2 separate regions of the Homo sapiens genome follow, and region 2 is linked to region 1. A link is a loop called in an ENCODE intact Hi-C map of the cell type or tissue named here. Cell type or tissue: PC-3. All regions are shown on one strand.

Region 1 (5,000 bases):
TCCTCTATTCCTCTTCTAATTCTTATGACCTCAGCATCCCTGTATGTAATGAAATATATCTGAAAACAACCTCGTTTAAAAGAATAAATCTATTAAGGAGCTGAGAACTTTCTGGCGTGAAATGAAAAATATTGATTGCTTCCCACCTGTTAGCAATGAAATCCCATCCAGTTAATTAACCTGCTCAGAGATAAAGTTTATTTTTGCCCTTCACTTTCAGCTCCAAATCTTTAAAACCATTAAAACAAGTACCTGGTCAATGAATAAATCTTCTCCCAGAGCGACATCCAGGGTCTTCTGGAATCTGGCTCCAGCCTACCTTTCTGACATTTCCTCTAGCTACTTACCTTTGAGTACCTTCCACCACAGCCTAATGGAAAAGCTAAAGTATTCAGCGCTCCCACTGCCAGGAATATGCCTCCCTCCTCTAAATTCCACATATTTTAACTCAGTTCAAATGTCACTTCTTGAAAAAGGCTTTCAAAGCTTTCCCAGAGCTGTGGCAACTATCTCCACCTCCCCCCTCTTCCCACCTCTCCTAATTGCTGCCAAGCTGTAAGCATTATCTCCCTATTTTGAACACTCCCCAAACTTTGTATGCTTTTGTAACACTTACTATTTTATGCTTTATATTATGACTACATACATATTTATAGTACTAGACCCTTGAGGATGCAATTCCAACCAGTTTGTGCTCCCCACATCTTTCAACACAATTCAATGCCTTACCGATGATGGGTGTTCAGTAAATATTTTTTGAATGTCTAAATAGGAACCCATTGATTTAATATGGTCTTTATGGTTGTTTTTACTCTGGAACTCATTAGACAATAATGGGGATTTTACTTTTGGGCTCATGATTAGGCAGTTAGTAAGAAGAATCTAACTCAGTGAAGTGTTTTACAAGATTTACATTATATTCAAAACAGGCCTCTTAGGCTTCTCAATCTTTTTTTTTTTTTTTTTTTTTTTTGAGACGGAGTCTCACTCTGTCACCCAGGCTGGAGTACAGTGGTGCAATCTCAGCTCATTGCAACCTGCACCTCCCTGGTTCAAGCAATTCCCCTGCCTCAGCCTCCTGAGTAGCTGGGATTACAGGTGCACACCACCATGCCTGGCTAATTTTTAATATTTTTAGTAGAGACGGGGTTTCACCATGTTGGCCAGGCCAGTCTCGATCTCCTGACCTCTGGCAATCCACCTGCCTAGGCCTCCCAAAGTGCTGGGATTACAGGTGTTAGCCACCACGCCCGGCCACTTCTCAATCTTTCTAAAGGCAGTCCTGTTGTTGCTTCCTGTCCTTAGCAGTTCTCTGTTTCTAGAAATCTTTTCACTTTCAGTGGAAGGGTTGGGAAAGGCAGTCTTGTTATGGACATCATCCCTTTCTTTCTTTCTTTCTTTCTTTCTTTCTTTCTTTCTTTCTTTCTTTCTCTTTCTTTTCCTCTTTCTTTTTTTTTTTTTTTTTTTTGACAGAGTTTCCCTCTTGTTGCCCAGGCTGGAGTGCAATGGTGCAATGTTGGCTCACGGCAACCTCCACCTCCCAGGTTCAAGCGATTCTTCTACCTCAGCCTCCCGAGTAGCTGGGATTACAGGCATGTGCCACCACACCTGGCTAATTTTGTATTTTTAGTAGAGACGGGGTTTCTCCATGTTAGTCAGGGTGGTCTTCAACTCCCAACCTCAGATGATCCACCCGCCTCAGCCTCCCAAAGTGTTGGGATTACAGGCATGAGCCACCATGCCTGGCCGGACATCATCCATTTCTATGACTCTGGATATAGGTCTCATATGGCATTTCTATCTCCTGCCCTAATTTACTTGCACAACACACTTGGAGCTAGAATTTAATGAGCACAAAACCCTAAAACTCAATTTTAGGTAAAGCAGATATTCAGTCATATGTGGGAGCACTCACATGTATGTGTCCAGGCTGAAGGGGAGAAATATGGTAGCTTCACTGAAATAAAAAAGCCACTTATTTATTCAGAGTCCATTTTCTTGAACACCTACTTAACTTCAGGTGCTGCATTATGTGCTGGTGATACAAATATAGATACTGATCCCAGCCTTAAAGAAGCTCTGAGTCAGACAAAGGGAGATGAATGTATGGTGAGATAATTATTATATAGACTATGATTTCTGCAATACCAGAAACAGATACAGAGTGATGTGGAACACAAAATATTTTCTTGAAGAACAAATAGAATTTTTGAAATAAAGAGGTTTTTTGTTGCTGCACAGTATTTGTGCTGATATTAATCAATAAATATTATTTTGTAGTTATTAAAAATATTAGTATCATCTTTAAATGAGCACCTTGGGCTGGGTCTCAGCATCCATGGTGAGTCCTGGGGCATGATTCAGACAAGTAGCCATGCTGGGTTAACCAAGACTGAGATGTAGGTCCTTTCTCCTTAGAGCTTGTAGGAATGAATCATTTCATAGAGATGGCAGCAAAGGGGTAGTTTTCTTATGACTCATTGGACTGAACTTCGTTCCAATGATATTTTGCTGCAGAAATTTTGCATGCTACTCTGTCTATGGCTCCAATATTTGTAAAGGCATTACCATGGCTGTTTGGATGAATCACTGGCATATCTTCTCTATGGCCCTAGAGGGGTGTGTGTGTGTGTGTGTGTGTGTGTGTGAGAGAGAGAGAGAGAGAGAGAGAGCGGGGTGGGGGAGAGAGGTTTATAAGGAAAGGCAAAAAAAGCAATCCTAAGTTTTCAGTGACCAAAGTCTACAGCTGCAAACACTGAGGTTTTATATAGACCACTTTAAGTTTCCTTCTTTTTCTTGCTCTTCACATTTAGGGGCACTTTGCTGCTCAAGAAACTCCTTGAGAAAAATAGGGTAGGGTGACATGAGTCAGTAGCAGAAATAGGAGAGGAAATTAAAATCCATTTCAAATTACCTCTTGTCAGCGGCTCAGTGAAAGGCTTGAATAGGGAGGAGGCTGGGGATGTTGGTGAAGACGAAGCTGAAATATTGCTCTGGATTCTTATGACTCACAATTGAAAGAGCACTGTGACTTATAGTAATGATGACTGTGGTGATGGTGGCCACAAGCCATTCAACAAATATGCATTGAACATTTACTAGATGCCATCTCTGACTTAGGCACACGGGATCAAATGAATTAAAAAAATTATCTCTGTCAATTGGAGCTTAAATTCTAGGCGAAGAAGCTGACAAAAAAATGGTACTAGCAACCTCCTCCCTGTTTGAAAATTTGAAGCATTTCCTTCTCATGTCTCAAGCCTCAATGAAACATTTCCTTCTCATGTCTCATGTCTCAAGCATTTCCTTAGTCATGAGGAATTTAATCTCCATCAAGTCCCAGCTTCATTGTGGAAGTCACAAAACTTTATCTCCTCGAAAGCTTGCAGACTGAGATCTACTTTAAATGTTTATGTGAACAGAGAAACGGTCTCTGGTTGACAGGTGTCTGTGTCTTGTATGTGCAATGAGAGGAGCTGTGATAGTGGACAGTGGGCAGAGAGTCTACAACCAGACCTTCCACACCGACACGTTCCTGCTGAGGTGAAATGCAAGAGTTAGTGCCTGAATCGCTCCCCTCCCTCCCCGTGGCCTTTCTCCTTCTTTCTTTTACTCTTCACTTCGCTCCCTCCTCCTTCCCTTCCTAAATCCCTCCCTCTCCTGGTTACCTCCCTTTCCCTTGGTCCCTCCCCATCCCCTTCCCTCGCACAGTTCTCTCCTCCTCTTGCTCCCTCTCCCTCCAGCTTCTTTTCCTCTCATCCCCTTTCCCTCCTCCATCCCTCCGCGGCGTCTGCGTCAGGCCCCCACGAGCGTGACGCGCGGGGTCTGGGTGGGAGCTGTCCACTCGCCCGGGGTGCTGAATGCAGCAGCGGCGGCCGCGGCGCCGGCGGCGGAGATAGCCGAGAGCCTCCCTCGCTGCAAGAACCTTGTTTCCAGTTCTCGGACGGTCAGCTCGCCGCCCCGCCACCTCCCTTCCAGCACCACCCCTTTGGGAATCGAGCCAGTGGGGGCAGCGGCGGGTGCTGAGCAACGGCGGAAGACGAGACAACACCTGGCAGCAGCCTGGAATCTGATTTGCTTCCTCTCGGCTTTTATAAGAGATATATTTATATACGGTTTTGGGGAGTCGCGAGGACCAAGCTGGAGCCAAGTGCCGGCTGCCTCCCACCTCGGCCACACTGCTTCGCTCCCCCCTCCCCACCTTCAGCTGGCACCGCAAACAAGCCTTACCTCGTTGCATCTGCGAGGAGAGGTAGCAACAGCGAGCCTAGCCAGCCAGAGGCGGTGGAGAGGAGGAAGGGGCGGGGTGGGGGGGCAGAGAGCGGGCCGAGGCCGCCCTTGGTGGGGGTAGCGGGGGCAGAGCTGCCGAGCAGACCCGGCAGCCGCCCTCCTCCGCCCCCACCCTCCAGAAGCACTCTTGCCTGAGAACCGAATTATTCCACTAGTATTATTTCATTTTTTATTACTCCCCCTCCTCACTCCCCAGCCGCCCCCACCCCCACGCCGGCCTCGCCTCTGGTTGCATGGCAGCGCTGCCCGGGCGCGGGGGCTCAGGGCTGGCCCCCAGGGAAGGGGGAGGAGGAGGAGGATCATGAAGGCCGGAGTCGCGACCGCGCCGGACGGCGGGCAGCAGCCAGAGGACGAGCCGGAGCAGCCCCCGCCCCGGAGACACCCGGACGCCGAGCAGCAGTCGCCTCCGCCGCCGCAGCAGCAGCTGCGGGCGCGGGCCGACCCGGAGCCGGAGGAGGAGGGCGACCGCGACCCAGAGGAGGAAGAGGAGGAGAAGGCGAGGCCACTCGCCCGCCCGGACCTGCCCTTCTCTCGGCTCTTGCCCCTCGACCGAAGGGACCTTTGATGGAACCGAGGGGAGGGCGCCACGGATTTGCCGACTGCAGCAGGGGTGGGCTGGGGGCTGAGATAATGTAACCACTCCTTTCTCCTGTTCTCTCCCACACGCCCCTCTCCTCTACCCCTATTCTCTGCTCCACTGCCCTCTCACC
Region 2 (5,000 bases), 130 kb after region 1:
TGTAATCCCAGCGCTTTGGGAGCCTGAGGCAGGTGTATCACCGGAGGTCAGGAGTTCAAGACCAGCCTGGCCAATATGGTGAAACCCTGTCTCTACTAAAATTACAAAAAAAAAAAAAAAAAATTAGCCAGGCATGGTGGCATGCTCCTGTAATCCCAACTACTCAGGAGGCTGAGGCAGAAGAATCACCTGAACCCGGGAGGTGGAGGTGGCAGTGAGCCAAAATCACGCCATTGCACTCCAGCCTGGGCAACATGAGCAAAACTCTGTCTCAAAAAACAAACAAACAAAAAAACTGAAAAGGTAAAGAACTATGTTTCTGCTCCTAGATGCTTCCATGTGTAGCATTGTGGCCAAAAATGTGTCTTATAGCCACACTTAGCTGCTGGAGGGGTGGGCTAGGAAAGTGATTATTTACCCTTTTTTATTTATTTACCAGCTACTACTATGGAATGCACCAAGGGAAAAGGAGATGGGACTGGATGCTGGGTAGGCCAGCTGGGGGCATCTGCCCCACCCTGAGGGTAGGAGGATAAATTAGTAGGCTGTTTTCGAGGGCTATTTGGTAGTATTCTACTGAATTTTAAATATACATGTCCTTCAACCCAGGGATTCCATTTCTTTGGAACTCTCCTAGAGCGAGAGTAGCAGATGTTGCATTTGCAAAGAGCTTGGGAAATGAGAGCAATATGAGTGTAATAATGAGACAAATTGGAAAGAACCTAAATGTCTGTCACATGGGAGTGATGCAGTATGAGATATTGAAACCATGCAATACCATCAGCATCAGAGAATGTCATAGGCATGGAAGGACTGACAGGGAAAGTTCTCAAAATCATATCGTTAATTGAAAACTGAAATCTGCAGGACAAGATGCATAATGATCACATACTTGGAGAAAAACCACCACAACAAAACCACACCTTCATCTCATATTTTAAGATGCCACATCCAAAAGAATATGGAGTGATACTACCAAACTGATTAGAGCGATTTTTGCGGGGAGAGGATGTGGTTGAGGAATATGAAGGGGGAACTTTCTCTCTGCTTATATTGTTTGCATTTTAATTATAAAAATGAATTCATGTGATATTTGTGTAATGTTTTAAATTATGGTGCATATATGCAGTAGAATATTAAGTAACTATTAAAAACAATGAGTAGGCCGGGTGTGGTGGCTCACGCCTGTAATCCCAGCACTTTGGGAGGCCAAGGCAGGTGGATCATCTGAGGTCAGGAGTTCAAGACCAGCCTGGCCAACTTGGAGAAACCCCATCTCTACTGAAAATACAAACAGTAGCCAGGTGTGGTGACGCACACCTGTAATCCCAGCTACTCAGGAGGCTGAGGCACAAGAATTGCTTGAACCTGGAAGGCGGAGGCTGAAGTGAGCTGAGATTGTGCCACTGCACTCCAGCCTGGGCGACAGAGCAAGACTCTGTCTCAAACAACAACAACAATGAGTAAAATCTTTTTTAGAAAATAGGTACCTTGTACTTGGATAAAGTCCTGGGTCATCTTTCCTGAGAACTTGCAGCAGGGTGGGCCCTAAAGGGTTTGGGGTAGAGGACTCCTGAGGCTTCCCACTGCCTGTGTTTCTATGGTTCTGTGATAAGGAAAGTTTGAGAGCAAGGAAATCTGCACTTCAGACTTTATTTGGTAATTTAATGAAGGGCAGGGGCAGGGAAGAGACCTTGGGTTGGACAGCAGGAGTGGCCTCCCCTACCTTTAGTTAGGCCTTGGTCCTCCAGACCAGAGGTTTTTCTAGAACAGCCTTTGGAGCGACCAGAGATCTGGAGTTTTTGCTGCCGGCACGCAGTTGAGAGGAGTCCGCTTGGCTGAGAGGCACCGCACACAGATGCAGCCAGCCATCTTTGAGAGTGGCTGCCTGCTAGCCCAGCTCCCTCTGTGCCCAATAGAAGCTGCAAGCAAGGCTGGCAAGCACAGAAGCAGGATCATCCAGACTGCAGGCAGTTGGTTCTTTTCCTTCTCTCCCCTAAGTCTTTCTCCCACCTTCCAAATCCTTCCTAGGCCAGGGTTTTCCTTCCAACAGAAGATGATGGCAGACAAAGTGTATGATGCCCTGTGCCCACTCCAGGTTCCAGTCCTCAGGGGCCAGTCAGTCCTCTGCCCAGGGACTGACTGAGGATATTCGCTGAAGGTTTCTGCTTGTCCAGCCAAATGCCTGAAGCCTCACAGACATCAGTCCTGGTCACAGAGCCTGCCAGATGTGACTTGGGAAAGTCAGTCAAGGAGATTGACAATATGGAGCTACTGAAACAAACAAGGTGAAGGCTGCTTTCTGAGTTCCAAGGCAGATGGAGACCCTAGAGAATCAGACAGAGTAAACAAACATCAAATAAATAAAGCCCCTGTAATCCCAGCACTTTGGGAGGCTGAGGCGGGTGGATTGCTTGAGGTCAGGAGTTCAAGACCAGCCTGACCAACATAGTGAAACCTGTCTCTACTAAAAATACAAAAATTAACCAGGTGTGGTGGTAGGTGCCTATAATCCCAGCTACTCGGGAGGCTGAGGCAGGAGAATCACTTGAACCTGGGAGGTGGAGGTCACAGTGAGCTGAGATTGAGCCAGTGCACTGCAGCCTGGGCAACAGAGCGAGACTTTGTCTCAAAAATAAATAAATAAATAAATAAAGCCTTATTTAGCTAAAACAACAAAACAAGAAGGTAAAACAAACGCATTACCTTCTTTTTTGTGTGTGTATTTGAAAATTTTCATGACAGAAATTAACAAAATGGCCCTCGTCACAACACACTTTGGTGCCCTTGTTTACGTAGTTTCTCTGGCCTGGAAGGCCCTTTGTGTCCTACACCCCTTGTATAAATCTTACAGATCCCACATGGCCCAATCCAAATGCTGTCTCTAGGAAGCCTTCGCTGATTCCTCCTCCATCCTCCATTCCCAGTGAGAGCAATTATACCTTCCTCTGGTTTCTTATTTCATTTTGCTTATACCATTTTGAAAGAAGCTATTCCATTCTCACTTTTAATGTCATTATCTGCATGCTAATCCCACTGATCAGCCTAAGAGTATATTAAAGTCAGGGATTCTGGTTCATTAATCTCCCTATTCTCAGTACCTGACACATAGTCCAGGGTGATGAGAACTGATAAATGAATAAATAGATCAATTATTCATCCATTTCATAAACATTTATGGTGCATCTGAATATAACAGGCATTGTACTAGGCAGTGATGTTAGTAAGACAAATAAGACAGTAAACTCCTTGGCCTCATGGAGTCTGCAGTCTGGGTGACAGGGACAGCCATATAAGCAGATAATTACCGTAAAGAACCATTGGTATAATCATGAAAGTACATGAAGGTAGAGGGGACAGTGTGAAAGAGAGTTCAATTCTACTTGAGGGAGGTTAAGAAGGTTTTTAAGAAATAAGTGATGTTAACTTTGTACATTAGTTCAGGTTCACAGAAAAGCAGATGCAAAGAGAGGGTGCTATGGTTTGAATGTGTCCTCCAAAGTTCATGTGTTGCAAACTTGATCTCAATGCCAAAGTGGTGTTGGGATGTGGGACCTAAAGGGAAGGGTTTGGGTCATTGGGGCACTGCCCTCGTGACTGGATTAATGCCATTATCTTGGGCTTGTTATCTCAGGAGTGTGTTCCTTATTAAAAAGATGACTTCACCCTCCCATCTCTCACCCATGTGATGCTTTCTGCCATGTTATGGTGTGACAAGAAGGCCCTTACCAGATGTTGGTACCTAGATCTTGGACTTCCCATGCTCCAGAACTGTAAGAAAATAAATTTCTGTTCTTTATAAATTACCCAGCCTGTGGTAATTTGTTATAGCAGCACAAAATGGACTAAGACAGAGGGTTACATACAAGAGATTCATTGAGGGAGGGAGCAGAAGGCAGGAAGAGCCTTCAGACCATAATGCAGGCCTGATTCCTATCAAGGAAGAGAGGGGTAAAGGAGGATAGGGTTGGCGAAGTCTCAGTTTGCAGAGGAGCAGTTCCAGGTAAGATTTGGCTAGACCAACGGAGAACTCTTAAGCCAAAGTCTCCTCCTGGAGGAATCTCATGTCTTGTTGGATGGGGCTGCCTTAGTACCCTGTTGTACTCAGTCATTGGCTGGGAGCAGCCCACTGGCACCATGGCCTTCATGTGAACATGGCAGCAAAACCAGAAGGGCAACAACTGGAGGCACTGACAGTTATGCTTTCTGCAGCAAGTGGTCTGAGTGGCACACTTTCATGGCCACTACACTTGGTCTTTATACTTAAGTATATATCAGTGGGCATATAGGTGAGAAAATGTGAGAGAAGACAAAAAGGAAACATTCCAGGGTGAGGGACCTGCATTAGAAAACACACCAAAGCATGAGTCCATGTAGCTCCTTAATGGACCTGGAAGTAATTCTGCATGAATGGAGTGATAGGGGGGGACAATGCAGCAGGTTGTGGCCGGTTGGCAGAAGCTTGGCTATGGTGGGCATTGCGTGTGAGCAGTGGAGGGACATTAAAAGGCTAACATCAGGAAAGTGTAGCAGGTTTGGGCTTGGAAAATAGGCTCTGGAGGCATGTGGAGGAGGGCTCAGAGGAAGGCAGCCCGGAGAGGAGGCCCCAGCAAGCATTTGGAGTGATGTGCTGTGGAGTGGACTAGATCAGTGGTGGTGGAAACGGAGAGGAAGAGAGGGATGGATGAATGGAAGGATGGATAAGTGAAGGAATGAATGAGTAAATGCAAGCGGTCAGATGCAAACCAGCTGTACCTCTCTCAGGGACAGTTCCATTGTATTCAAATCTCTGAATTCTGCTCTGTGTGTTGATGAAACTCATAACTCATTCCTGTTAGAGTTTCATTAGGTAAAAAATATACCCCGATATATTGTCAAGGGAAAAAAGCACCTGTCCCAAACATCTTGCTCTGCAAAAACACATCAGCACTTGCTGCCAACCCAGGCTTATCTCAGGCAGGCATGAATGTAACTCTGCCTGGTTGGAGCAGGAATCCCCA

Evidence for each region. Peaks named below come from ENCODE experiments on the same cell type or tissue, not always from the same donor. Only the 100,000 strongest peaks of a DNase experiment are listed, where the experiment ranks them.
Region 2: it touches region 1 in a loop (2.4-fold over the local background); 1 of 110 quality-filtered maps calls a loop at or near these places.

The regions. Positions count from the first base shown.
Region 1 is chr2:216,371,191-216,376,190 of GRCh38, reverse strand. It overlaps MARCHF4 (membrane associated ring-CH-type finger 4), which reads left to right and starts at 3,708. Exons shown (of 4, transcript NM_020814.3): 1 at 3,708-5,000. In PC-3, no CTCF peak of the experiment used is centred here; DNase peaks (open chromatin) are centred at 2,490, 3,000, 3,310 and 3,820; H3K4me3 peaks cover 2,334 bases; H3K27ac peaks cover 1,387 bases.
Region 2 is chr2:216,242,679-216,247,678 of GRCh38, reverse strand. No RefSeq gene overlaps it. Among named protein-coding and RNA genes, the nearest start is that of LINC01963, 28 kb to the right of the region's middle. In PC-3, no CTCF peak of the experiment used is centred here; no DNase peak of the experiment used is centred here.